Linked DNA regions of Homo sapiens: all the other regions are linked to region 1. Evidence: read pairs that join two places in POLR2A ChIA-PET (ENCODE). Cell type or tissue: HepG2. All regions are shown on one strand. Each heading gives the region's core, and the rest is flanking DNA. Links, peaks and the distances in the headings are about the cores only. Region 1 holds the start of LOC124904013 (a long non-coding RNA gene). Region 2 holds the start of MAP7D1 (MAP7 domain containing 1). Region 3 holds the start of EVA1B (eva-1 homolog B). Region 4 has its middle 3.8 kb from the start of CSF3R.

Evidence for each region. ChIA-PET counts read pairs that join two places held together with the same protein. Peaks named below come from ENCODE experiments on the same cell type or tissue, not always from the same donor. Only the 100,000 strongest peaks of a DNase experiment are listed, where the experiment ranks them.
Region 2: POLR2A ChIA-PET joins it to region 1 with 10 read pairs; 17 of 35 experiments call an interaction of 5 or more read pairs at or near these places.
Region 3: POLR2A ChIA-PET joins it to region 1 with 34 read pairs; 8 of 35 experiments call an interaction of 5 or more read pairs at or near these places.
Region 4: POLR2A ChIA-PET joins it to region 1 with 13 read pairs; 2 of 35 experiments call an interaction of 5 or more read pairs at or near these places.

The regions. Positions count from the first base shown.
Region 1 is chr1:36,398,253-36,405,466 of GRCh38, reverse strand. LOC124904013 (a long non-coding RNA gene) reads right to left here and starts at 4,204. Exons shown (of 2, transcript XR_007065797.1): 1 at 4,049-4,204. It also overlaps the pseudogene RNU4-27P. RefSeq lists enhancers at 4,009-4,098, 4,080-4,675, 4,676-5,272, 6,990-7,214. In HepG2, for the core only: a CTCF peak has its summit at 4,306; DNase peaks (open chromatin) are centred at 3,886 and 4,276; H3K4me3 peaks cover 1,524 bases.
Region 2 is chr1:36,152,685-36,159,898 of GRCh38, reverse strand. It overlaps MAP7D1 (MAP7 domain containing 1), which reads right to left and starts at 3,739. Exons shown (of 17, transcript NM_001388490.1): 1 at 3,436-3,739. The coding sequence starts at 3,481. It also overlaps a transcript of TRAPPC3 not described here. RefSeq lists silencers at 2,678-2,807, 3,548-3,937. In HepG2, for the core only: no CTCF peak of the experiment used is centred there; DNase peaks (open chromatin) are centred at 3,759 and 4,018; H3K4me3 peaks cover 2,901 bases.
Region 3 is chr1:36,322,283-36,329,496 of GRCh38, reverse strand. EVA1B (eva-1 homolog B) reads left to right here and starts at 5,852. Exons shown (of 3, transcript NM_001304762.2): 1 at 5,852-6,038; 2 at 6,430-6,526; 3 at 6,772-7,214. The coding sequence starts at 6,460. The coding sequence ends at 7,202. It also overlaps a transcript of SH3D21 not described here. RefSeq lists silencers at 5,585-5,814, 5,905-6,264, 6,325-6,374, 6,465-6,654 and an enhancer at 5,699-6,583. In HepG2, for the core only: no CTCF peak of the experiment used is centred there; a DNase peak (open chromatin) is centred at 5,306; H3K4me3 peaks cover 1,745 bases.
Region 4 is chr1:36,483,067-36,490,280 of GRCh38, reverse strand. It overlaps a transcript of CSF3R not described here. Among named protein-coding and RNA genes, the nearest start is that of CSF3R, 3.8 kb to the right of the region's middle. In HepG2, for the core only: a CTCF peak has its summit at 4,419 (motif pointing right); DNase peaks (open chromatin) are centred at 3,210 and 4,390; H3K4me3 peaks cover 458 bases.

The sequences.
Region 1 (7,214 bases), core at 2,215-6,214:
GCAGTGAGCCAAGATCATGCCCCTGCACTCCAGCCTGGGTGACAGAACAATAACTTGTCTCAAAAAAAAAAAAAAAAAAAAAAAAAGGCAAGGAAGAAAAAATTATAGAAGTTATCAAGGTTACTCAAGGTGCCCAACTTAGGTAGCTGAAAAATGGTGGTAGCAACTGCAGAAATGGAAAAATTCAGAGCAGGAACTGATTTGGAAGGGACTTGATGAATTTTTCTCAATAGACCTACTGGGTTTTGAGTAGCAGTAAGACATCTGGGGAATAAGCAGTGTAAGACATGGGAAAATGGAGATCCAGAGAGCAGTGTGGGCTGGGGCACAGACCCGGACTCAACAGCATGGGAGGAGACAGCTCAAGACAGCTACCCTCAGGTAGAGGAAATACAGCCCCAGAGGAAACACGCACGTTAGGGGACAGGAGAATGAAGTGGGCTTAAAAAGAGAGAAAGAGATAAATGGAAAAGAAGCAATCAGAGAAATGGGTGAAGATAAATGACACAATGCCCAGAAAAAACAAAATACCAAGGAGGAGGGTGATCAGAATGCTCGAGCACTGAGGGGGATGCCAGAAGCGAGGACTACAAGAGGGGATATGGGTTTTAGGAACAGGGATATCATTAGCAACCTTTGCTGAAAAAGTTATTGGGGTCTTGGGAGTAGAAACCAGGTTCCAGTAAGCAGAGCCATTGGTGTGAGAAAGTGGAAGCCTCGGCCGGGCGCAGTGGCTCACGCCTGTAATCCCAGCACTTTGGAAGGCCAAGGCGGACCTGATTACGAAGTCAGGAGATGGAGACCATCCTGGCTAACACGGTGAAACCCTGTCTCTACTAAAAATACAAAAAATTAGCTGGGTGTAGCGACAGGCGCCTGTAGTCCCAACTACTCGGAGGCTGAGGCAGAAGAATGGCGTGAACCTGGGAGGCGGAGCTTGCAGTGAGCCGAGATCCCGCCACTGCACTCCAGCCTGGGCGACAGAGCCAGACTCCGTCTCAAAAAAAAAAAAAAAAAAAGAAAGAAAGTGGAAGCCTCACTGTACAGCAGCAGTTCTCAAACTTCTTCTTGGTCTTGGAACCTCTACATACTCTTCAAAATGATTGACAGATTATGTGGGTTATATGTATTTTCTGTCATATTGGAAATTAAAATAAAAATGTAATATTAATTCATTCAGAAATTAACTCATGAACATAAATTTACATTATATATAAATATATAAACTAACATATTTTATATATAAAATATATAATAAACTCACAAATTTATATATATACATGTATAAAATATATAAACTCACCAGCATTAGTTTATATATATATAAAATGTATAAACTCACTAACATAAATTTATATATATATATATAAAATATGTTGGCCGGGCGCGGTGGCTCACGCCTGTAATCCCAGCACTTTGGGAGGCCGAGGCGGGTGGATCACGAGGTCAGAAGGTCGAGACCATCCTGATTAACACGGTGAAACCCCGTCTCTACTAAAAATTAAAAAAAAATTAGCCGGCCCTGGTGGCCGGCGCCTGCAGTCCCAGCTACTCGGGAGGCTGAGGCAGGACAATGGCGTGAACCCAGGAGGCGGAGCTTGCAGTGAGCCGAGATGGCGCCACTGCACTCCATCCAGCCTGAGCGACAGAGCGAGACTCCGTCTCAAAAAAATAAATAAATAAATAAATAAACAAATAAATAAATAAAATAAAATATGTAAACTCACTAGCATAAATTTATATATATAAATTATATAAACTCACTAACATAAACTCGCTAACATAAATTTCTATATATATAAAATATATAAACTCACTAACATAAATTTGTATATACATAATATATAAACTTACTAACAAATTTATATATATAAATTATATAAACTCACATTAACTCACTAACATAAATATGTATGTATATAAGTTACATAAACTCACTAACATAAATTTATAAACTATATAAACTCACTAACATAAATTTTATATAAAATATATTAACTTACTAACATAAATTTATATATAAAAATATAAACTCATTAACATAAATTTGTATATATAAAATATATAAACTCACTAACACATTTATATATAAAATATATAAATGCACTAACATACATTTGTATATATATAAAATATATAAACTCACTAACATACATTTGTATATACATAAAATATATAAGCTCACTAACATACATTTACATATATATATATATATATATATATATATATATATATATATATATAAAAAATATAGGCTGGGTACAGTGGCTCATGCCTGTAATCCTAGTGCTTTGGGAGGCCGAGGCAGGTGGATCACCTGAAGTCAGGAGGTCGAGACCAGCCTGGCCAACATGGTAAAACCCTGTCTCTACTAAAAATACAAAAATTAGCCAGGCATAGTGGTACGCACCTGTAATCCCTGCTACTTAGGGAGCTGAGGCAGAAGAATCACTTGAACCTGGGAGATGGAGATTGCAGTGAGCCAAGATCACACCACTGCACTAGCCTGGGCAACAGAGCAAGACTCTGTCTCAAAAAAAAAAAAAGTGTGTGTGTGTGTGTGTGTATATATATATATATAAACATAAACTCACTAACATAAGTTTAAAACTTATGTAAGTAGCAGTATTATCAACAATGAGGTTTATCTGCGGCACAATTCTCGCTCACTGAAAAATCCCAACACCCAGCCATGAAAACTTGCAATATAGTCGGCATTGGCAACTTTTGACAGTCTCTATGGAGACTGAATATTTAAAAGAAGAGAAGCAAATCCAGTCTCACATAGATAGCTGGAAAAGTGATCATACTTGCGGAAAGGCTGGCATAAGGGCCTTTTGAGAAGTTTGACTGTGGAAAGTAAGAAAACAGTAGATTGCATGGAGGAGAAAGACAATTTTATTTTTAGAATAAGAAGAGCCCAACTGTGATTGCTGATAAAAAGGGAAGCCTCCTAGGAGAGATGGAAATCAATGAATGAGAGAGTGAAGGAATGAAAGAAGCCTCTTTTTTTTGTTTGTTTTTTGTTTTTTTTTGAGACAGGGTCTTTGTCACCCAGGCTGGAGTGCACTGTGCAGTGGCACAGTCATAGCTCACTGCAGCCTCAACCTCCAGGGCTCAAGAGATCCTCCAGCCACAGCCTCCCACGTAGCTGTGATGGCAGCAGCGGCCCATCTGGAGCAGCCAGCTTCAACCACTTCATGCCAGGCAGAGGTGCAGCTGGGGCTACGTGCTCTGTGGAGCCAGCAGGGGCCAGAAACAGATGATGCCAGCAGGAGCCCCACACCCTACCAAGTTGACGGGGCATGGAGCCCTCACTCCTGGGCACAGCTGCAGCAACCCAGCCATGGCTCCAGACCCGGGCATCCCTGTGCTCTTGAGGGCCCAGAAAGCCCCTGCCCCCGCAGGCTCAGAAGTGCTTGCTCCCACTCCCTGGAGTCTCCCCACTCTTGGCGCCCACTCCAGTGCAGAGCAAAGTTGTGGCTAAGCCCGGGCACTGTTGTGACCCAGCTTGATGTGCGTGCACTGTGGGCGACACTGACACACCAACCCCCGCTGCCTCAGCACCCCCCCAGACTTTGGGTGCCAATAAGCATGTGATGGAGGCCAGGGGACTGAGGGTGGCTTGGTGCAGGCCTGCAGGCTCCCACCAGCACAGGCAATCTGGGCACCAGCAGACAGCACGTTAATAGTGCCAGGAGGCAATCAGGTTCCTAGGCAGAAGGGGCAGATGCCCAGTGAAGCCCCACCTTCAAGCCAGGGGTGGCCTGAAGCCTGGGGGTGGGGCTGCCAGTTCCAGGTGGAACCCAGGACAGGAGTAAGAACTTCATTGATGCCTTCCAGCCAATTGGATGGTACTTTTTCCAGGCCCACCCATGGCCACCCATGGGCCAACCAGCATGCACTTCCTCCATTCTTCGCACATGAAAACCCCAGACTCAGCCAGTCTCAGACACTCCACAGGACCTGCTTGCGGAAAGGAGCCACCCACTTCAGGTCTCCCGAGAGCTGTTCTATCACTCAATAAAGCTCCCTCCAGCTTGCTTACCCTCCAGTTATCCACATAACCTCATTCTTCCTGGATGCGAAACAAGAACTTGGGACCTGCCAAACAGCGGGAGTAAAAGGAGTATAACATATTCCTGGCCAGCTCGCTGAGCTGCGGGTGGTGACACACTCCCAGACTGCAGGAGTGAAGAGTGGTGACCCTTCCGGGGGCCCACCCTCCACCAGCGGGTAGCTGTGCCACATGACAGGAAGCGGTGGCTGGGCCTAGCCAGCCCAGGAACCACGGGCCAGAGCAGGGCAGCACTGAGCGGTAGGACTGAAAGAGCTGTAACACATATGGACTGAAACACGCCCCCGCCCCCCAAGATGCCCCGCCCCTGCTCCTCGTGTGGTGAAGAGCTGCAGCCCTTCTTGGGGCCCAGACCTCCGGGCTCCACAAGCCAGGGCTGTGACACACTGTAACACCCTCTTTGTGGCTCTGTGGTTCCTGGTGTCTCTGAGCTTTCGGCCACCACTGTGTTCCCCTTGTCCAGATGCTGGTGCCCACAGCAGAAGCCACTTACGGTATGTCTGGTCCAGCCGCAGCCTTGCACAGAGCCAAAGCCTGTGCCGGCGCCTGGAGCTGCCAGTGCTGGCCCTTGGAGCTGCCCACCCGCTGCAGCAGCCGGCCTATCTGGCTGTGTGCAGTGGTCGGACCCTGTGCTCACTCGCTCACACATCCCTCACTGCTCCACACCTGGCACGCCTTTGGCAGGCGTGGGATCCGAGCCCGTAGTGCAAGCTGAGCCCAGCCTGCCAGACTGAGCAGGCAGAACGAGCCCAGCAGGCACAAGCAAAAGTCAAGCACAGGCGCTGCTAGCCACAGAGGTTTCCAGATGGCAGAGTGACACCCTAAGGTTCTTGTGACAGCTGGGACTATAGGTGCACCCATTACACCCAGCTAAATTTTTTTTTTTTTTTTGAGACGGAGTCTCGCTCTGTCGCCCAGGCCGGAGTGCAGTGGCGCGATCTCAGCTCACTGCAAGCTCGGCCTCCCAGGTTCACGCCATTCTCCTGCCTCAGCCTCCCGAGTAGCTGGGACTACAGACGCCCGCCGCCACGTCCAGCTAATTTTTTGTATTTTTAGTAGAGACAGGGTTTCACCATGTTAGCCAGGATGGTCTCCATCTCCTGACCTCGTGATCCGCCCGCCTCGGCCTCCCAAAGTGCTGGGATTACAGGCGTGAGCCACCGCGCCCGGCCACACCCAGCTAATTTCTTAAAACATTTTTGGCCGGGCTCGGTGGCTCACGCCTGTAATCCCAGCACTTTGGGAGGCCGAGGTGGGCAGATCACCTGAGGTAGGGAGTTCGACACCAGCCTGACCGACATGGAGAAACCCCGTCACTACTAAAAATACAAAAATTAGCCGGGTGTGGTGGTGCACACCTGTAATCCCAGCTACTTGGGAGGCTGAGGCAGGAGAATTGCTTCAACCCGGGAGGCGGAGGTTGTAAGCCGAGATCAGGCCATTGCACTCCAGCCTGGGCAACAAGAGTGAAACTCCATCTCAAAAACAAAAAAAAATTTAGAGATGGGGTCTCACTATGTTGCCCAGGCTGGTCTCAAACTCCTGAGCTTAAACAGTCCTCTTGCCTTGGCCTCCCAAAGTGTTGGGATTACAGGTGTGAGCCACCACCCCCAGCCAAGAAGCCTAATTTACTGAGCTTCTTCTCTGTGCCAGATGCTTTCACACATTAATGAAGGTCACTTAAATCTTACAGTTCTCTGAGAAAGGCCTAATTTTTTGTTTTCATAACAAGCAAATTGAGGCTGAGGAAGAAAGTAATTTTTCCAAGGCTATACAGAGTGACTTTTAAAAAATGTAAATCAGGTGGGGCACAGTGGCGTGTGCCTGTAGTCCCAGCTATTCTTGAGGCTTGGGTAGGAGGATCACTTGAGCCCAGGTAGTTGAGGCTGCAGTGAGCTATGATCACACCACTGCACTCCAGCCTGGATGACAGGGTGAGAACCTGTCTCTACAAGTAAATCAAATCACTTCGCTCCCTTTCAATAGCCTGTCATAGCACTTCTAGTACTAGATGAGAAGACTGAGGCACAGAGAAGATACTAACTTGCCCAAAGTCACAATTAGCCAGGAGTAGATTTGAACCTAGGCACTGTATCCGGAGGCTGCACTCCTAACCATGAAATCTAAACTCCTTACCTTGGCTCACAAAGCCCTATATGCTCTGGTTCCTGCTTCCTCTCTGGCCTCTTGTTATACCACTCTCCCCAGCTTCCCTGGCCTTTCCTGTGTTCCTAAATTGTCAAGGTCATTTCCCCCAGGTTCTTTGCATGAACTGTGAAAAGAAAAAATTTAACTTTTAATTGGTGATTTGACTTTTTTTTGCCAAATTTGTTAAATCTGACTTTTATTTGCAACTCTAGAATCGGGCAACACTTCATTCTATAAAATGGAATGAGTGTTCAAATGAGCTGAGCAGAGGAGATTGGTTTTACAGCCAGAAAAGGGCTGAGGAAAGCAGAAACAGAAAACAAAAAGATTGGTTGTTTCAAAGTTACTTTCCTTGTAACTTTGAAGGCTAAAGCAGAGGGGACTTCCTTATCCTGCCAGCTAAAACAGGATGGTTTGGAGATCTAGCTATCTCTCACTCTTCTGATTTATCGGAATATCAGATAAACAACTTAGTTTCCACTTGGTGATGTAGAACTTTAGCATGAGTGACTCCATTTTGGTTCTGTTGGGCTTGGTGCAGGAGCCCTGTTCAAACCAATGGCCTCCAATTTTTTTTTTTTTTTGAGACGGAGTCTTGCTCTGTTGCCCAGGCTGGAATGAAGTGTTACTTTCTGAGCTCACTGCAGCCTCCACTTCCTGGATTCAAGCAATTCTCCTGCCTCAGCCTCCCAAGTAGGTGGGACCAGAGGTGTACGCCACCACGGTGGGCTAATTTTTTCTATTTTTTGTAGAGACAGGGTCTCCCCATTGTTGCCCAGACTGGTCTCGAACTCCTGGGCTCCAGTGATCCTTCCGCCTTGTCCTCCAAAGTGCTGGGATTACAGGTGTGGGCCTCTGCACCCGGCCCTGCCTCCTATAAATTTTACTTAACAAACTGTTCCCGCTAATTGCAATGCTCCTCCCATAGTTTTCACAAGCTTGGCTTCATGTCACTAATCTCAACTCAAATGTCACCTTCTCAGGGCAC
Region 2 (7,214 bases), core at 1,655-5,654, 250 kb after region 1:
GGAAGGGACTAGGAAGCTGTCATTGGGAGGTGCCAGCCAGCTGGCTGCTGGATGTATGGCCACAGCCCACTGCGCCAGTCTCACCAACGTCTACTCATCCTTTCAGATCCACCTCAAATGCTGCCTCCTCCGTGAAGCCTTCCACAAGCACAGCCCACTGCACACTAACACCATTATACCTGGTTTCCCTGCAGTGAACACATCTGCCTTCCTCGCCGCGTTAAGAGCTCCCCAAGAGTCAAAACTCCGTCTGATTCACTTCTCTGCCGTCCACATAGACTACACCGAGCTGGCATAAGGTGGGGCATCAGCATGGGTGTGCTGGATAGCCGGTTGCACCTGTTTCTTGGGTCTTCTCTCCTGTTCCCACTGTTCCACTTCAGGTATGGGGCCCCTCCGTTCCCTGGATACACCCTAGCTCATGTCTGCCTAGAACTCCCCTCTCCGCTGCCTTCTTGTCCTATACTTACCTCCTACAATTCTAATCAATCACATCTCAGGCTTCTGACGGAATTAAAAATAATGACAAAAAACAAATAGCTAGGCTGGGGGTGGTGGCTCACGCCTGTAATCCCAGCGCTTTGGGAGGCCAAGGTGGGAAGATCACGAGGTCAGGAGTTCGAGACCAGCCCGGCCAATGTGGCAAAACCCTGTCTCTACTAAAAATACAAAAATTAGCCGGGCGCGGTGGCAGGCGCCTGTAATCCCAGCTACTCGGGAGGCTGAGGCAAGAGAATCGCTTGAACCTGGGAGGCGGAGGTTGCAGTGTGCCGAGATCGTGGCATTGCACTCCAGCCTGGGTGACAAGAGCAAGACTCTGTCTCAAAATAAATAAATAAATAAATAAATAAATAAATAAATAACAAATGGCTAGCACTTATTGGGCACTGGCTATGTGCCAGGGCCTAGTCTAAGTGTTTTCTGTTTTCATCTAATTTAAGGATGCCAATGTCTCTATGAGATAATTTCTAGCATTATTCTCATTTTACAGATGAGCAAACTTAAGACTTAGGTTAAGCAACTTACTGAGGTCACACAGAGGTAAGTTACGAAGTGGAGACTTAAACTGTTTAATTCCAAAATCTACACTCTTAAACAAATCGACTTCCAATTCCTGCTCCCACCCTCCCCTATATTTCATACCTCCCTGCTGGCACCGGTTGCAGAAGCATAACCACAATAATGGTAATAACACTTTATTGCAGGTGTCTGGTGTCTGCGTGCCAGATTCCTTGAGTTAAATCATCTCTAACCCTCACATTAACCCCACAAGGTTGACAACACTGCCCCTATTTTCCAGGGGCAGAAACTGTGGCTCCAGGAGGTAAGTCACTTGCTCCAGTCCAGTAGCCAGTACATGGCTAACTGGGATTTCCATCCAGGTTTTCTGACCTGAAAGTGGTCCCCACACTTGTCCTCTACTCCACACCACCCCCTGTTACTGCTCAGTGTCCAAGTGCAAAAAGGAACTCAGAGGGAGCAGGGTTCGTGTCACATGCTCTCGGAGTGTCAGGCCCATGCCTCAGACTATCACAGGGCACATGCTGTGAGCACATTTACTCCCAGAAAGCCCCACAGAGGACTCCTGTCACCTTTGACTATTCTGTGTGGGGAACTGCCACCATCCTGATCCAGGTTCTCATGTGACTCCATCTAGATCCCTGTGTATAGAAGAGTCCTCTCAATGCAAGAAGCCTATATGCAGTCTGCCCACCGGCCCCTGACGCAGCCCTCCCCGCCCACCGAACATCCCCCCTGCCCCTAGGAGAGCCAAGCATCTCACCCATGCTCTCATATTCAGTCTAGGCATCCTACCCAAGTATCCTAATTATAAACTAGCCACCAGCTCAGGCTCTGTATCCCAGTCACCACCCCCATTCAGGCCCCCAACTATCCAGTGCCAGAGGCCCTCAGGTGCAGAGGGCCAGTAAGCTGAGGTTGGACTCAGGCTGGGCCTCCCTGGGTGTCCCCTCTCAGGTTCAGCCAAACCAGGACAGACCCAGCCACCCTTGTTTCCAGCCCAGCCTACAAGCCTCCTGAAACCCACCAGTCTGATGGTAGCCTCCCCTCCCTGTTCTCCCAGGTCCCACACCCAGACAGTCCCCTAGAAGCATCCTCGCTGGCATGGGGAGGAGCCCACCCACAGCCCATTGGCCCCACCTTATCCTGGGCTCTCCGCACCCACACGAACTGTTTCATCCTGTGCCCACACCCCAAGGGGCAGGGAGGTGACAGGATTAGGCTCAGGACTCCATGGGGGTGTGGGGATGGGGCCACCTCCCCCCTGAGTCAATGGGAACAGAACTTGGGTCTTCAATAATCATGTTCTTCCCTCCCCTTCCAGGAAGAAAGAGAAATCGCCTCCCTCCAAAACCAAGCCCAACCAGAAACCTGTCCCCACCCCCTCATCAGCTGCTCCCAGATCCGAATGGGATTTGCAGAAGTCCTGAGCACTGGTGGTTGGTGGGGTGAGGGAGGGGAGGGGAGCTTTGGTGGTCTAAGGTGTGGGCAGAAAGAGAGAAAAAAAGAGAGTAAGGGGGGAGGTATCAAAGCCTCAGGCTGGGGAATGATGTGGCAGGTCCAGGGAGTGCCGGCTTGGAGCCTTTACCTCATTCTCTAGTGGGAGATTGGGGCCCAGAGAGGCTGGGAAGGAGGGCAGGCAGGAGAAGCAGATTTACTTCTGTCCCCCTCCTCCCCGAATCAGGCTGGGTGGGCTCCAGAGTAGGCCTGGCTGCAGGGGAGGCGGCCCACTCCCCAGCTCCCGCCCTCACCCCAAACAATGCCGCCTCCCCCTCCCCCTCGCCTTTATCCGGCGGGTTACTTGGCAGCAGCGGCTAGAGACCTCCCTCTCTCCTCCCCTCCCTCCTTTCCCCTCCCCGCCGGCCCGCAGCAGCAACAGGCCCTTTGCGCGGCAGCTGGACGGATGGGGTGGGGGCGAGGTCTGGGCCAGGGCCTGAGGGTACGGGCACTAAGGCCGAGGCGTCGGTATGCAGGGCCCAGGCCTGAGAATATGGACCCCCGACACACTCAGGCTGGGGTCACATGTGCCACGGGGGATGGGGAAGGGGACGGAAGCCCTAGCTCAGTAGAAGAGGATCTTCAAGGCCCGGGGTGAATCGGGAAGGGACGTGGGGGCGGGGAAGCTGAGATGGCACTAAGCTGGGGCAGAAGGGTCACCCCAACAACTCCCGCGCGGGGTCCCTGCGGCTCCCGACGCCCGATGCGTCCGGCACCCGGGGTGGGGGAGGGGGCAGCTGTCAGAGGATGCATCGCGAGCCTGGAGCCGCCGCCGCCGCAGCCTTTATTTTTAAACTTCCAAGTGGTCAGAGGGCGCGGCAGCGGAGGGGTCCCCGCCCAGCCGGCCGGCCTCATCCTCGGCCGCCCTGCAGCCCCTCCATCTACCCCCATCTCGCCTCCGCGTGGCTCCCGGCATACCTGGGGGTGCGCCCGCCCCCAGCTCCGCACGCGGGCCGCTCTCCATGGCTGCGGCGTCACTGGGGGTCTCGGGGTCTCAGCGGCGGCGGCGGCGGCGGCCAGTGGCCAGGACAGGGGTCCCGCGGCGCATCACGCCCGGCCCGGCCCGGCCCGGCAAGTAGCGACTCGGAGGCGGGGGCGCTCCGGGGAAGGTCGAGGCAGGTGGCCCGCGAGTCTCGGAGGTGCCGGTCGCCCGGGGTCTCTCGGCTGCGGTCGCGAACCCGTTCCCCGCCCGGCGCCGGCCCAGTCCCGGCCTCGGCCCAACCCTATTGTACCGCCCGGGCTGGGCCTGGCCTCTCGCTGGCGCGTACCAAGTTCGAGGCGGGGGGGTCCACCCCAGCAGCGCCCCGGGACCCAGCCCCCCGCGCCCGCGCCGTCCGCGCCGTTCGCGCCGCCCCCGCCCCGGAGCCCCGCGCCCGCAGCCTCCCGGCGCCTCTCCCACGGCCACGGCCGAGCGGGCTCCACGGCTCCAGGAGTTCGCCGCGCTAGCTGCCTCCCCCTGCGTCCGCGTCTTGGTACGCGCCGCAGCGCCTGAGGACTAAGTAGGGAGCGCTCGGGTGACTCACCCGCCGCGGGGACTGGGGGAGAGGGGGAGCAGGGCTGGGACTCCCCTTTCCCACCCTGGAGTTTGGGGGCTCTGGCACTGGGGCTGAGAGGGCAGCTTCGAGTCCAAATTCTCGCTCAAACCCACCTAAACCAAAGCGGCCCGGGGGACGTCGGGAGGCATGAAGGAGAGTCACAAGGAGACCCCTGAAAGGGTTTCGCTTTCTCTCCCCTGCTGATGGCTGGGCTGGGGACAGGTCTGGGAGCCTTGCTGCCGCCCTTGCTCCGGCATTCTGCGCTTGTGTCTTCCCTGCTCCTCTGGGGGTAATTACAGCCCTGCGCAGCTGCCTTACCCAGGTCTCTAATCTGCTGGGTCCCTCCCGGCTCCAAACTGGGTGGTCCTAGCCCTGGACCTCCCCCACCCCCACCAGACGACCCCGCCAATCACCCCAGAAGGATTTTCTCCCAGTGGTCTGTCGATGAGGGGGTGGTGACCCCCTCCAGAATCCACTCCCCAAAGTAGCCCTGCTTCCCAGCCCTCCAGAATGGACTCCCAGCCCCCTTGTTGGTGCCAGCTGAGGTGAGGGCTTCAAGCCAAGCCAGGCCCAGCCCGGGGCAGAGTGGGGAGCTTGCTGGGAAGGTGGATGGATGATGGTGGTGCTGCTGCAGGGACTTGGGTTGCGGGGGAGGAGGAGGGGCAGCTGTGCCCTGCCCACCCTGGCCCTGCCCTTTGTCCTGACTTCTAGAAGGTCAGTTCTCTAGTTCTTCATTGTCCAGAGATTAGGCCCAGTGAGATACTGTCCCCCTTGCCCCCCTTCCCTCCAGTTTCTCCTTCCTTTAAGCAGCTCCAGAAAGCGGCCATTTGGAGGGATAGAGTGGGAAACAAAAGGGTCAGGGGCTCAGGCAACCTGGGAGCAGCCTGTCCTGGGATGTGTGCGTATCTGGGGGCTTGGACACTCTTGGGAAGGCCTGGGAAGGGAATAGTGTCCCCTCTGGCCCAAAAACATTAGAAAAGGATGATGATAGAAGGGCGGCAACTGGAGCCAGTAACCTTGAGCTAGTGACTTAACTTTTCTAAAATCTAATTTGCTCTCCTACAAAATCAGAAAAATAGTAGTGCCATGAGGTATCTTGGGGTCTTTGTAAAGATTAAATAAGGCAATGGAAATGAAGTGCTGAGCACAGAACCTGGCATCTAGGAAGTGCTCAGTAAACAAGTATAATGGTGATGAAGGCATTGATGAGTAAAAGTGGAAGGACGAGGAGCAGATCCCCCATCTTTGTGTCAGTCATCTTATCTGCAGGGTGGGGGGACTGCGGGGATGACGGAGTTCATGACAGTCCTTTGTGAGGTCAGGGGCCTCACAGCCTGCCTCTTCCAGAGCTGGACAGGCCAGACCTGACTCAGGCAGTGACCAGACTCAGGAGAATTCAGGAACACGTATGGGGAGAGAGCCCTCTGGAATGGTTCTTCTCCCACCTCCCACCCCTTGTCTTGAGATTACTGCAGGGATGGAGATGGATGGATGGATGGATGGGAGTCGCGAGATACCCACATTGGCTACGGCTCAAGACTAGTGGCTGGCTGTGGTGGCTCACACTGTAATCCCAGCAATTTGGGAGGCCAAGGTGGGAGGATCCTTGAAGTCAGGAGTTCGAGATCAGCCTGGCCAACATGGTGAAACCCTGTCTCTGCCAAAAATACAAAAGTTAGCCAGGTGTGGTGGTGGGTGCCTGTAATCCCAGCTACTCCAGAGGCTGAGGCAGGAGAATCGTTTGAACCCCAGAGGCGGAGGTTGCAGTGAGCCAAGATCATGCCACTGCACTTCAGCCTGAGCAACAGAATGAGACCCTGCCACAACAAAACAAACAAACAGCCAAACAAACAAAAGGAATAGTGGAGGTGGAAATGGCAGCTAAAAATGAACAGATAGGCCAGGGACAGCCCACGTAGGAGGACTTGAATGCCAAATGCTTGGAAACAAGCATGGGGAGCTGTTGAAGATTATGGGGTTTTTCAGTAGAGGAAGGGTGAGCAGACTTTAGAACTGGAAATCTATTGTCTTTGGGATTGACTGTGGGGAGCTCACTAAAAAGAGCCCCTGGTATTAGCCTACATCAGGGGGTTCTCAACCAAGGGCAATTTTGCCCCCCAGGAGACATTTAGCCATGTTTAGAGACATACGGCGGTGGGCGGGGGGTGTGTCTCTAAACATGGCAGCTACCGCGTAGAAGCCAGGGATGCTGTTTACCATCCTACATTGCGTAGGACCATCCTCACAATAAGGAATTCTCAGGTGCAAAATGTCAGTAGTGCTAAGGTTGAGGAACCCTTCCCTAGCTTGAGGGTGAGGCACTCACAAGATGTTGGTGCTGGAGACCAGCAGAGCATCTGGGAGTTAGGCAGCTTAAACGACAGTTCTCCTGGCCAGACCTGAAGGTTTCCTGTGCTGCTGATGAGTCCACAGGGAGTGTGCGGAGGATGGCTGAGGAGGGGCCTGGAGAGCACCCGTGTTCCGTGATTGAGGCAGTTGGTGGACAGAGGAAGTGGACTCCTCTCCATTCTCCTCCTCACTGGCCAGGATCCCTGGCAGATTCCAGGCCCCAGCAACCAAGAGGGTTAAGAGTGTCTCTCTCTGAGTTTGGGGCTAGGTAACGCTGCATGGGGCACCACAAATAGACATCCCAGAGAAGGAGCAAGTAGGGTACTTGCTGAAACCCTAACATAAGAGGCTGAAGTCCCAACAGCATTCCCTGCAGTCTTTGGCGAGCGACAGGGACCTCTGGACCAGGGCAGTAGGAGATCGTGGCCCAGGGCAGTCTCCTCCTTCTGCACGGAAACAGGCATGAGTGAGCTGTTCCTTTCACCGCAAGGTTGGGCTGGGGCTGGGGGAAGCCCACAGAATGGGGATCAGAAATATGTTCCTATCCTGGCCAGGCACAGTGGCTCACGCCTAATCCCAGCACTTTGGGAGGCCAGTGCAGGTAGATCACTTGAGCTCAGGAGTTCGAGACCAGCCTGGGCAACATGGCGAAACCCTGTCTCCACCAAAAATACAAAAAATTAGCCAGGCATCGTGGTGCGTGCCTGTAGTCTGAACTACTCAGGAGGCTGAGGTGGGAGGATCACTTGAGCCCGGAAGGTCAAGGCTGCAGTGAGCCATGTTTGTGCCACTGCACTCCAGCCTGGACGACAG
Region 3 (7,214 bases), core at 2,876-6,875, 77 kb after region 1:
TACATCCTGCACAACATAAGTGAAAGGCTTGTTTTTCATTACCAGAGCCAAGGCTCTAACTCCATTTTGCATATAAACACAAAGAGTGTATGCATTCTACTATACATTGAATTTTCCAGGAATGCAACTACTGTGTAAAGAGAAGGAAACGTGCACTTCATTGTGTTCAGAACTTTACCAAATTCATCGTTTCAGACGTTGACACCACCACACCCGAGCATCAGTCTGTACACAGAGCTGTGACCTCCCCAGCAACTGGGCACTTCACAAACACATTATCATTACCTTTTATTTCTTATATATTAATAAGGACAAAAAAACCATTGGATGATTTTTAATTAGATGTAAAGGCTGGCATATTAGCCATAAATTTCATTTCAGGAGCATAAAGGGAGCAACAGCAAGCATTATGAAAAGGCAGCTTTGGGTCTGAGGGGTGGAGAATGATGGCCTAGAGTTGCCCCATGGAAAGCGGTGGGGAGCATGGGCTCTGCAGTCCAGTCCAGGCCACTACTTGCAGCCATGTGACTCCACAGGCACTGCTTAACCTCGCTGAGCCTCACTTCCTTCTTGGCAAATGTGAGCCACGCTACAAACTGCACAGGGTTCCTGGGAAGACTGAAGGGCGGAGTGTGCATAGCATTTGGCAGAGTGCCAGGTGCCAGAAAGGGTACTCAATGTCCCTATTATTGTTTTCTTGTTGTTGCTGTTGTTTTGTTTGTTTTGAGACAGGGTCTTCCTCTGTCATCCAGGCTGGAGTACAGTGGCACGATCACGGCTCACCATAGCCTTGATCTCCTGGGCTCAAGCGATCCTCCCACCTTAGCCTCCTGAGTAGCAGGAACTATAGGTGTGTGCTACCGTGTCCAGCTAATTTTTGTAGTTTTCTGTAGAAATGGGGTTTCGCCATGTTGCCCAGGCTGGTCTCAAACTCCTGGACTTCAGTGATCTGCACACCTCGGCCTCCCAAAGTGCTGGGATTACAGACGTGAGCCACCACACTGGGCCTATGATTGTCCATTTAGCAAATTTTTGCCAGTACCCTCTTTCCAGCAGCTGTCCCAGGTGCTGGGGTCATGGGGACACTCAAAGGACTCAGGAGGCCCCCGGTGAGTCTCCCTCTTCCCTCCATCCAAGACCTATCCCCGTGGTAGGGTGAGGCCCATGTCAACGGCAGAATAGCCAGGGCAAGCCTTCAGTTTGGCCACTGGGGCCGGGAGCAGAGCTGTGCTTGGGTTTGCACTGGGTCCTGAATATGCCAGCACTCACAAGTCCCCTCCCATAGGCTCTGGATCTCTCGGCCCCCCAACCTTCCATCAAGGCCTGTCCTTCCTGTGTTTCATCTTAGCAGTACTCTCCGTGCTTTCCAAGGTGACAAATCTCTAGTCTCACAGGCAGATAGGAGGGCAGAGAAGCAGTCAACAAGCAGGCAGGTGAGCAGACAGCAGATAAGTCCTGGGCAGATAGGCAGCGAGGAGGTAGGGAGGAGATGGGCAGGTGGATAGTTGGGATGAGGGCCAGAACAGCAGGTGACACACGTGCAGAGATCCGAAGCGGGTGGCTGGGCTGACCCACGGACAGGCTGGTGGGCTGGGGAGCAGCAGGCAGTCAAGCAGCTAGGCAGGGGGTGGGGAGGGCATGTGGACCATGGGGACAGCCACATTGGCCAAAGGTTTCAGGGACCTTCCCCAGGGCCTCCAGGAGCAGTGCTTCTCAAAACCCTCCAGGGCAAGGCTGCCGCTTCTCCCACCTGGCCTGGCTTGGCCACGGCAAGCCCCTGGAGAAGACAGCACTCTGGTTAATGTGCGTCCCTCTCTCTGAAGCAACCAGCAACCATCATCTCAACCCTCATCCTGCTCCACTAGGGCTGAGTCATACCTGACCCACTCCAAACACATATGTCACATACCAACCCAGACACAAACATACTTTTGCCTGCAGGCAGAGATACAGAGAGCTGCGTAGCACAGAGGTGCATGGAAACAGCTTGACAGAAACAGATCCAAAATTTTAGACTGCACATAGAGGAGCACACATGTGGACTCTCACAGACACAGGTCTGTGCCACATGAACTGAGGCACTGAGGCACACAACACACGTAGTCATACAAGCACACTGTAGCACACACCGATATTCCCGTGGATGGCAGGCATTAAACATGCTCATGCACTCCCAGCAATGCTGCACATAAATAAGCTACCTGTGCAAACAGTCACTGACATACACCCCTTGAAGAAACAGGAATACAACCCACAGAAACTCAATATTGCTGATGGTCTTCAAATCTCGGCCAAGGCAGTGGGCAAATTCTGGCCTCATCTTCACCTCTCAGCCCAATCACACATGGCTGATCACATCCCTGTTCTGGCCTGGTTCTCCTTGCTGACTTCACCTCCAGGAGACCCCTCAATGGGCTCGAGCTTCAGACCCTTCTCTCTCTGCCCCCTTACCCCAGATGTTCGGTCTCATCCACTTCTGGGGTGGTAAATCCATCTTATGTGGTAAGGACTCTCAAATATCATTTTCAGCCAGATTCCTGGGGGTTCTACTTGCATTGCCAACACCTGCACCTGGATATCTAATGGACATTTCAAGTCTAACCTATCTACAGTGAAACTGACTACCCCCAAACCTGCTTCCCCACATGGGCTTTCCTCAGGTGCCCCAGCCCAGTATGAAAGTGTTCTAAACTCCTCTCTCCCTCACATTCAAGTCCAGTGCAGGAACTCCCTTCAGAACACCACCTGAGTCTGAGCCCTCTCGCCTCTCCACCGGCCCCGCCCTCACTGGCTTGGACAGCTGCCAGCCTACTCACCACCCTCCCTGCTCCCCTTCTTGCCCACAGTGGCCCACCCTACACTGAGCCACCACAGGGATCTTTCCAAAATGTGTCACAGGGCCATGACACTCCCCTGCTCAACGCTCCAGGAGCTCCCCACCACACTTACATTAAAAACCAAGCTCCTGGCCGGGCACGGTGGCTCACACCTGTAATTCCAGCACTTTGGAGGCCAAGGTGGGCAGATCACCTGAGGTCAGAAGTTCGAGACCAGCCTGACCAACATGGAGAAACCCCATCTCTACTAAAAATACAAAATTAGCAGGGTGTGGTTGTGCATGCCTGTAATCCCAGCTACTCGGGAGGCTGAGGCAGGAGAATCACTCGAATCCGGGAGACAGAGGTTGCAGTGAGCAGAGATCGCGCCTTTGTACTCCAGCCTGGGCAACAAGAGTGAAACTCCGTCTCAAAAAAAAAAAAAAGAAAGAAAGAAAGAAAAAGCTCATCAACAAGGCCATCGAGTCCCTGCACGGGCAGCCCCTGCCACTCTCCCCTGCACCCACACACCATCTGCGTGGCTTTCTTCCCTTGGAGGGAGGTATCCCAAGCATGTTCTTACTCCTGCCCAGACACTCTCCCCAGATCCTGGCACAGCTGCCTCCTCCTTAGGATTCAGGTCTCACTGTGGATGTCCCTGTGAGAGCCACTCCCAGGTGTTGTCCATCGCATTACCCTATCCTGTCATGCCCCCCAGCACTTAGAAGCATCTGAGATTATCTTCTATTGTTTCTCCAATTTAGTGTCAGCTCCATGAGGGCAAGGATTTGTGTCTGTTCTGTTTATTGTTAAATCCCCATTAAAACTATTCCTCAGGGCTGGGCGCGGTGGCTCACGCCCGTAATCCCTGCACTTTGGGAGGTCAAGGCAGGTGGATCACGAGGTCAGCAGATCGAGACCATCCTGGCTAACATGGTGAAACCCGGTCTCTACTAAAAATACAAAAAATTAGCCAGGCGTGGTGGCAGGCGCCTGTAGTCCCAGCTACTTGGGAAGCTGAGGCAGGAGAATGGCATGAACCTGGGAGGCAGAGCTTGCAGTGAGCCGAGATCGCGCCACTGCACTCCAGCCTGGGTGACAGAGCGAGACTCCGTCTCAAAAACAAAAACAAACAACAAAAAAAAAACTGTCCCTCAGTATTCTCAGGGGATTGGCTCCATGACCTCCCTCCCATAGACACCAAAATCCAAGGATCCTCAAGTCCTTGATGTAAAATAAATTGGTTCAGTATTTGCATTTAACCTATACACATCCTCCTGTATACTTTAAATCATCTCTTGATTACTTATAATATCTAATATAATGTAACCGCTATGAAAATACACTATTGGCCGGCATGATGGCTCACACTTGTAATCCCAGCACTTTGGGAGGCTGAGGTGGGTGGATCACTTGAGCCCAGGAGTTCAAGACCAGCCTGGGCAACATGGCAAAACCCCATCTCTACAAAAATTAGCCAGGCATGGTGGTGCACGCCTGTGGTCCCTCCCAGCTACTTGGGAGAATGAGATGGGAGGCTCACTTGAGCCCAGGAGGTAAAGGTTGTGAATGAGCTGAGATAGCACCTCTGTACTCCAGCCTGGGTGACAGAGTGAGACCCTGTCTCAAAGAAAAAAAATTAAATATATCTATTGTTTAGGAAATAATGATAAGAAAAAAAGTCTGTACATGTTCAGCACAGATGCAATTTTGGTTTTGAATATTTTTGATGCAAAGTTGGTTAAACCCACAGATGCTGTGGACTAGACTAGGAAGTGCTAGGCATACACAGTATTTGTTGACTAGTGGCTGCACAGATTTATATACAGACATACCCGCCCCCACAACAATACTCAAATACATCACATTAATAGACAAATATACAGATGTGGGCAAAAATACCTGCCCGCACATTCACAGAACACACTAAACAGTCACAAAGACACCCAGGAGTCCCTTTTCCATCCCCATAGGAGTCAGTCCTAGTCCTCCCCCATCTAGATCTGCCCTCTACTTGAACCCAGTCTCGGGACTGGGGGAGTAGGGGTCTGCAGCCCGGACAGGGAGAGGGTCGCTGGCCCACAGGCCTCAGGCAGCGCCTTCAGCTATGTCTGCAATTTCCTCTCCCCCTTTCCTCCTCCTCTCTAAGGCTCCCGCCAAGGCGGCCTCCCCCTCATTCTAGCTCCAGCAAGGGAGGGGAGGTCCATGATGGGGGGGCCCCGTGGAGACAGGGCAGAAGGAAGCCCCCCGCCACACACACTGATCACACACCACATTGCATGCACAAGCCCAGGTGGGAAATGCGTGTGTGAGCACAGGCAGGTTTAGCCTTGGGGTGGGGGACGGGATGGGGTGGGATCTGCCACAAGCCGCCACAAGCTGCTTGGTGCACAAGAGCGCAGGAGCTCGCAGGCACAGAGGCCCCACGCTGGGGTCTGCGAGACTGCTGGCCGGGCCCTGGCTCAAAGCTGGAGTCCAACAATCATTAACCCTGCGTGACTAGACCAGAGCTCGGCCAGGGGACACATTCAAGCCTGGGCCCTGGAAGGAGGGGTGGACAGTCCCCTCCCTTCCAGTCCAGCATGGGTCTGGGGAAGAGAAGCAGCTTTGCCTGGAAGGGGCCTCCTAGGAGGGGGAGCGGTGGTTTCTAGCTCAGGCTTTAGGATCAGAGAGCAGCAGATTCAAATCCTGACGGTTTTGGTAAAGTCAATTCAATCTCTCCAAGACTCCGTTTATTTGATCTGCGAAGTGGGGATAATGGTATCACGTCGCAGGGTTGTCAGGCGGAGTAAGTGAAAGAACCTGTCCAAGGTTTAGCCCTTGGCCCGCACGCAGGCAGAGCTCCAGCCTCTCTGTTGTTGCTGTTAGTGGCCTGGGGGCGGGTCCCTGCCGCGGCCTCCCCGGCGGTTTCCTGTGGGGGACGGACGGCCCGCGGGCCGGGCTCTCCCTCCTCCCGGCTGCCCGCTCCTCTCCCCTTCCTCTCCCAGCCCTTTTCCTCCCCGCCTCCCCGCCCGCCCCGCCCCGCCCCGTCCCTCCTCTTTCCTCGGAGGAAACTTTCCGCCGGCTGGTCCCTCGGTCCGTGTCCCGCCCGTGCTGCCGCGGCCTGGGAGCCCAGCGGGGCCGGAGGGGCGGCGGGACCCGAGCGGGCGGGGGCGGCCGGACCCAGTGTATGCGGCCGCGGGACGCGCTGGGGCCGGGCAGCCGGGAAGCGGGGCGCTGACGGTGAGTGGGCCTGGCCCCGGGCCGGTGGGTCCCCGCGGGGCGGCCGGGCGAGGAGAGAGGCAGCTTCCCTTCCCGGAGCCCGCCTGGGGCGTGGAGGCTCAGCGTCCCTATCCTCCATCCCGCCCCGGGACGGCGGAACCGGGCCTCAGCTGGGGACCTCACCAGGGGGCGGGGCCTCCCGCGGTCCCCGGCGCTGCTCCCAGGACTGGAGGGGCGTCCGCGCCCGGGAGAGGGGTTCCCCCCGACAGGGCCCCGGGCCGCCACGAAGTTAGGGAAGCGCTCTCTCCAGGGTGGAACCTGGGCCCGCGGCTCCCGGGAGAGGAGCTGCCCGCGGAAGGGGTCGGGGTGGGCTCCAGGCTGGGAGAAGGATCTGACTTTGCTGACCTCGCAGGCTGGTAGGGGAGCTGCCCCCCAGAGCAGCATGGATGCCCCGCGAAGGGACATGGAGTTGCTCAGCAACAGCCTGGCTGCCTACGCGCACATCCGCGGTGAGGGCGGGCGCCGGAAGACTGGGGGCCTGAACCCTTCCCTGACCACCATCCCCTTCCCTCCCCAGCGCCTTGTCCGTCCCCTCCGCCCCGCTCCCCGCCCTCTTGCCCGCTGGCGGTTCCCTAATGCCCTTCGAGTAGGGGTTACAGGCCTCGCCCCCACACCTAGAACCTGGGGTCTTTCGGAAGTGGGACAACCCCCACCCGTCCGGGCCTCTCCGTGACCCCCGCCCTGTGCCCCGCAGCCAACCCCGAGAGCTTCGGCCTCTACTTCGTGCTGGGCGTCTGCTTCGGCCTGCTGCTCACCCTCTGCCTGCTCGTCATCAGCATCTCGTGGGCGCCCCGCCCGCGGCCCCGGGGCCCGGCTCAGCGCCGGGACCCCCGCAGCAGCACCCTGGAGCCCGAGGACGACGACGAGGACGAGGAGGACACGGTGACTCGGCTGGGCCCCGACGACACGCTGCCGGGCCCCGAGCTGTCCGCAGAGCCGGACGGGCCCCTCAACGTCAACGTCTTCACGTCGGCGGAGGAGCTGGAGCGGGCGCAGCGGCTGGAGGAGCGCGAACGGATCCTGCGGGAGATCTGGCGCACCGGGCAGCCGGACCTGCTGGGCACAGGCACGCTGGGGCCCAGCCCCACGGCCACGGGCACCCTGGGCCGCATGCACTATTACTGATGGGCCCCGGCT
Region 4 (7,214 bases), core at 1,586-5,585, 85 kb before region 1:
CTGAGCATCACTGGGACATGGTTAGACGCCATCTGCAGGGAAGAGAAGATAATCCCACTTTAGACATTTCCAAATTAAAAGAACAAATTTTCGAAGCATCAAAAGCCCATTTAAATTTGGTACCAGGAACTGAGGTAATCGCGGGAGTTGCTGATGGCCTCACAAATCTTAACCCTGTCACGTGGGTTAAGACCATCGGAAGTACTACTATTGTAAATTTCATATTAATCCTTCCCCAGAGGCAGGCCCCAGTCTGCAGGTGTACCCAGCAGCTCCGAAGAGACAGCGACCATCGAGAACAAGCCATGATGACAATGGTGTTTTTGTCTAAAAGAAAAGGGGAAAATGTTGGGAAAAGAAAGAGAGATCAGACTGTTACTGTGTCTATGTAGAAAGAGGTAGACATAACAGACTCCATTTTGTTCTGTACTAAGAAAAATTCTTCTGCCTTGAGATGCTGTTAATCTGTAACCCTACCCCCAACCCTGTGCTCACAGAAACATGTGCTGTGTCGACTCAAGGTTTAATGGATTTAGGGCTATGCAGGATGCACTTTGTTAAACAAATGCTTGAAGGCAGCATGCTTGTTAAAAGTCATCACCACTCCCTAATCTCAAGTACCCAGGGACACAAAACACTGCAGAAGGCCACAGTGACCTCTGCCTAGGAAAGCCAGGTATTGTCCAAGGGTTCTCCCCATGTGATAGTCTGAAATATGGCCTCGTGGGAAGGGAAAGACCTGAGCGTCCCCCAGCCCGACACCTGTAAAGGGTCTGTGCTGAGGAGGATTAGTAAAAGAGGAAGGCCTCTTTGCAGTTGAGATAAGAGGAAGACATCTGTCTCCTGCTCCTCCCTGGGCAATGGAATGTCTCGGTGTAAAACCCGATTGTATGTTCCATCTACTGAGATAGGAGAAAACCGCCTTAAGGCTGGAGGTGAGACATGCTGGTGGCAATACTGCTCTTTAATGCATTGAGATGTTTATGTATGTGCACATCAAAGCTCAGCACCTTTTTCTTAACCTTATTTATGATACAGAGACATTTGTTCACATGTTTTCCTGCTGACCCTCTCCCCACTATTACCCTACTGTCCTGCCACAACCCCCTCTCAGAGATGGTAGAGATAATGATCAATAAATACTGAGGGAACTCAGAGACCCGTGCCTTCGCGGGTCCTCTGGAGCACCAGTCCCCTGGGCCCACTTTTCCTTCTCTATACTTTGTTTCTGTGTCTCTCTCTTTTGTCAGTCCGATGAGAAACACCCACAGGTGTGGAGGGGCAGGCCACCCCTTCAGGGTCTGGTTTTGAAGGGCCTCAAAGGACATGAGGAAGACTTAGAAATTTAGCCCATGGACAGCGAGGAACCAATGGATGGATGCCTTTTTTTTTTATTTTTTGAAGGAGTTTTGCTTTTGTCACCCACACTGGAGTGCAGTGGCATGGTCTCAGCTCACTGCAACCTCCACCTCCCGGGTTCAAGTGACTCTCCTGCCTCAGCCTCCCGAATAGCTGGGATTACGGGTGCCCACCACCACGCCTGGCTAATTTTTGTATTTTTAGTAGAGATGGGGTTTCACCATGTTGGCCAGGCTGGTCTCGAACTCCTGACCTCAGGTGATCCACCTGCCTTGGCCTCCCAAAGTGCTGGGATTACAGGCATGAGCCACAGCGTCCAGCCAATTTTCTGTTGGGTGGTGACATACTGGAATTCACAATTTGGAAGAAGCACTCCAGCTAAGTATAGCAAGGGTGTATCCCAGGAATGAAGGCAGGGAGACCAGGAGGAAGCCGAGACGTCATCCAAGGAGACAACAATGATGGACTGGCTTCCTGCAGGGGCCATAAGGTGGGAGAGAAGGGACAAATCGCACTGGAAGGAGCGACAGACTGGATGTAGGGGGTGACCAGCAGGGAGGTGTTCAGGACCAGTTTAAGTTTCTGGATTCACCAGGACAGAAAAGCAGGTTTTTAGGAGAAAACATGGAGGAGCTCAGCTGGGAGGCGTGTTTAGTTTTGATGTGTGTGGAGCTTCAAGGGGAGCTGGGGGTCTGAGAGGCAGGACTATGAGGTGCTACTCAGGGTCATGCAGCATCAATATCATCTGTGGGTCTAGAATGCAGGCCTTCCCTCCCCACCACCACCACCACCGTCATTCCCAGGCCTGGGCCACCTTCTACCTCTGTTATGGCACCCATTCCAGCCTCCATGTCTTTGTTCTCACTGTTCCCCTGCCCAGCATACCTCCCCTCTTCCATACAAGTCCCACCCATCTGTTCAGTTCCCACCTCAACCAAGTGGTTAGAGCAAAGGTCCGAGGTCAGAGGTGGATGGGGCCTGAAAGAGTGGTGGTGAGTGTGGCAGAAAATGCAGAAGCCTTATTTAGAGCCCAGCTCAGCCTCAAAATGGCTGTGGGACATGAGCAGGTCACGTTCCCTCTCTGGGCCTCAGCTTCCCAACCTTTCAGGGATGAATAAGGAAAGATCCTTGAAGTTACAGATCTGGAAAGCGCCATAAGGTAAAACATCATCAGGACACTGAAGGTATACCACAGGACACACTCTACAAATGAGGAGAAAGCTTATGAAAAAAGACTTAGTGGCCCAGTGCGGTGGCTCACGCCTATAATCCCAACACTTTGGGAGGCCGAGCAGGCGGATTGCCTAAGGACAGGAGTTCGAGACCAGCCTGGCCACCATGGTGAAACCCTTTCTCTACTAAATATACAAAAATTAGCCAGGTATGGTGGCAGGCGCCTGTAATCCCAGCTACTTGGGAGGCTAAGACAGGAGAATCGCATGAACCTGGGAGGAGGAGGTTGCAGTGAGCCAACATCGCGCCACTGCACTCCAGCCTGGGCAAGAAGAATGAAACTCTGTCTCAAAAAAAAAAAAAAGAAAAGAAAAAGAAAAAAAGACTTAGTGGCATTTTCTCTGAGCCTTGAAGAATGAGTAGAATTTCAGCAAGTTGAGGTGGAGGTGAGGGAGGGCACTCGAGGCAGAGAGAACAGCCTGAGCAAAGGCCAGGAGGCGGAAAGTTCAGGGTGGGTTCAGGGAAGAAGGAGTGTCCAGTTTCTTTCTAAGTCAACAGCTCAAGGGCTTTTTGTAAGTGGGCTGTCCAAGCGGAGCAGCCTCCAGTAAACACCTGTTTGCACAATCGAGGTCACACACAGGGGCGCGTTTGCACAATGACCTGTTTGCACAATCTTAGCTGCCTGCTGTATTCCAGCCAACCCCGGCCCTGGCAGCTGAGCACCACAGCCTCAACTTCCGGGCACTCACCCCAGCTTGCCCACCTGGACCCCGCCCCGGCCCCTCTGAAACAAGCTGCTCCTTGACCTACCCAGAAGCCCCACACATCACAGGCAGTAACAGAAACAGAAACAACTCGGGGCTCAGTAGCTAGGCTGCCAAGAATAGGGTTCCCTCACCAGCACTCCCTTACCCAGGGTTTCCAACACACAGAGGCCTTGTCTGATGGAGGAGGGGCGGGAGGCAGGACAGCTGGAAGAGGAAGTATCCACAAAGCCGACACTGGGTGCGGGTAGAGGGGATGACTCCTCGTCTGTCTTGTGCTCTTCAGTGCACCATAGTAAACACTTATTAAGCATTTACTGTGTTCCTGGCTGTGTTCCACAAGCCTTACGGTCACTGATTTCTCTCAAGAATCCTATGAAGCCAATACTGTTAGCCCCATTTTACAGATGACAAAACCGAGGCTTAAAGAGATTAAACATTTGTTTGGAGTCACACAGGCAGCAAGTGGCAAATTGAAGCAGCCTGACTCCTCAGCTCATCATCTTAACCTCAGTACACTCTAAAGAAAGCTCTTCCTTAAATCTAACTTTCATTTCCTTAAATCTAACTTTTATTCTGGCTGCTGCAGCTCCATTTCCTGGTGCAGGTCCTCAACAGAGAATGGAGCACAAAGGAGAATAGTAGAATCTCCCTCCTAAATATTGAATTATGCAGAAGGGAACAAAGGAAAGCAACTTTATTGAACACCTACTATGCGCTGGTTACCATACTAGGCATTGTATTTCTGATAGCTAATTTAATTATCACAAAATCCCTGGGAGGAGTTATTATCACTGTGACAGATTAGGAAACAGAGGCTTGGAAGAGGTAAACACCATCTCCAAGGTTCTGCAGCCCAACAGATATGCATTGAGTATCCTCTGTGTGTCCGGCACTGTACTGAGGCTAGAGAGGCAGAGGTGAGAATACAGTTTCTGCCCTCAAAGAGTTCACAGTATAATGGAGGAGGCAGGCGGCCAACAGCCTACTACAGTATTACAGGATGAATGGGGAGAAGGGCCCCTAATTCAGCTTGACTAAGGTGTGGAAGCCCAGAGGGATGCTGAGCTCAGGCTGGATGCTTGAACTGGGTCAGGAACAGGACTCAGCCAGCAGGAGGTGACAGGCGCTCCGCAGAAGAAAGGCACAGGGTTGTTCCAGAGCCTGGGGCAGGCAGGGAAATACTAGTGAATTTGGCATGACCGGAGCATGACGGGCTGGATCTGAGGAAGCAGGGGCTGGTGAGGCAGGAGAGGGAGGCGAGGGTAACTTGCATGTCCGGTTCAGGAGTTAGGATGTGACGACGGGCCTCTGAAGAAAGACAGGGAGAGGAGAAGGATTGCAGGGCCATTGGCAAGGCTGAGACGGGAGCTCCATAAAGGCAGGAACTAAAACTGTGTCTCACCATTGTGTCCCTGCACCTGCTCCAGGAGCAAGTTCTCTGAATGATGAACAAAAGGCCCATTCTCCTTCATTAAGAACTGACTGGGGCCAGGCGCGGTGACTCATGCCTGTAATCCCAACACTTCGGGAAGCCGAGGCAGGCAGATCACTTGAGGCTAGGAGTTCGAGACCAGCCTGGCCAACATGGCAAAACCCTGTCTCTACTAAAAATACAAAAAAATTAGTCGGGCGTGGTGGTGCGTGCCTGTAGTCCCAGCTACTCAGAAGGCTGAGGCAGGAGAATCACTTGAACCTGGGAGGCAGAGGTTGCAGTGAGCCGAGATCGCGCCACTGCACTCTAGCCTGGGTGGCAGAGCGAGACTCCATCTCAAAAAAAAAGAATGAAAATAAAAATAAAAAATAAATTTAAAATGACCAGAAGGCCAGGTGCGGTGGTTCACGCCTATAAAACCAGCACTTTGGGAGGCTGAGGTGGGCGGATCACTTGAGGTCAGCAGTTCAAGACCAGCCTGGCCAACATGGTGAAACCCAATCTCTACTGAAAATACAAAAATTAGCCAGGCATGATGGCAGGCATTTGTAATTCCAGCTACTTGGGAGGCTGAGGCAGGAGAATCACTTGAACCTGGGAGTCAGAGGTTGCAGTGATCCAAAATCGCGCCACTGCATTCCAGCCTGGGTGACAAAGTGAGACTCTGTCTCAAAAAAAAAAAAAGAAAGAAAGAAAAAAAAGAACTAAAAGAACTGACTGGACATGGGAATGTGGAGAAAGGGTTGTAAGGAATGACTCCTGAGTCCCTGAGCTGCATGACTAGGGAGAGGAGGGGATGGTGGTTAATTCACCATGACAAGGTACGTGGGGATTAGAGACAGATTTGGTGAAGTGGGGGAAGATTCATCCAGTTGATCATTCATTCAACAAACACGCATGGAGGCCTTACTGTGTGGCAAGCAGTGTTATAGACACTGGAGATAAAGTTTTGAACAAAACAGATAAAAACTGTTGCTCTTATGGAACTTTCAGTCTAGTGGGGATTGAGACAGCCAATATCAGATGGTGAAAAGGGATTTGGGGGAGAGAGAGATAGGGAGTGGGAGGGAAGGGGCTTGCAAATTTTGAAAAGGGTGCTCAGAGAAGGCCTCAATGAGAAAGTGACATTTGAGCAAAGACCTGAAGAAGGGGAGGGACCAGCCCATGTAGCTATTTGCGGGGGAAAGAGTCCAGGCAAATGAAACAGCAAGTGCAAAGGCCCTGAGGCAAGAGACAGCATAACAAGTTCAAGAAGCAAAGAACACAGAGTAGCTGGAGCAAGGCAGCAAGGGGGAGAATAACAGGAGAGGGATCCAGGAGGTAACAGGGATACCAGGTTTTGTAGGGCCTTGTAGACCATCCAAAGGGCTTTGACTTTGACTCTGAATGAGACAGGAGCCATTGGAAAGGTTGGGACGAGGATGGGCTGATCAGACTTCTGTTTGATTGATATCGCACTGGCTGCTGAAGGAATTACAGACAGGTGCGGGAACAAGGATGAAATAGAAGCAGGAGAGCAGGCAGGGGGCTATTGCGATTATCTAGGCAATAGATGAGGGTAGCTTGGAGCTGGCTAGTATTGGTTTCAGTTATATTTATATTTTCCAAATATTATCATAAAAATATTCAAACGTAGAGCCAAGTTGAACTTTACAGTGAATACCCAGGATTCTGGTTATATTTGGAAAGAAGAGAGTCCATGGGACTCACTGAGCGAGCAGAGCCTGTGGGATATCTTGGGAGGGTTGCAGCAGGCAGTCAGGTCATTTGACTTGGAACTAGAACTACAGCCCTGGTCTGCAGCATCACACCAGACCCAGATGCCTCAAAAGGATTATATGTTAAGGACAGTCTGCTGGTCTGTTGGCACCTAACCTTTTTTGGGTTATGAATCCAATAAACTATGAGCAGTTTGAACCTTTCTCAGAAAATGCAAAGAAAATTATTTGTAGTTTTAGAAGAATCATGAATACAGACAATAAAAGACATAAAATGTAGTCTATTTCACTCAATTACAAAATATTCAGTGTTGCAGAACCATTGTGGGTAAACATTCCTAATTTTTAGTGAACATATAAAGACCCCGTGCCTCACCAAGACGTCCTCCTGTCTTGCCCCCAGAATTCCTGTTTCTCCATCTGCCTGGTCTATGGGCAATGCACAGAATACGTAATGAAGAGGGGAGCAGTGAGTATTGGGTTACACAATTCCCTGGAACCTGGAACACACCCTTCTGAGTACTGTGAAGATGTGGTCCCCAAGGCTAGAGCTGAAAAGAGGCTTAGGGCCGGGTGAGCCTTCCAGCCAGGGCCTGCCTCCAAGTGATGCTCCCCCAGGGCAGGGGGCATAAGGATGGCACCCAGCCAGGTGGGAGCCTGGGCCCTGCCCAGCCTCAAAGCTTTGAGCTCAGGAAATCCGGAGGCAGGGGAGGGGGACATCGTTGCCACATTCCCCAGCCCTTTAAGACCCCCAAGGCAGGAAGG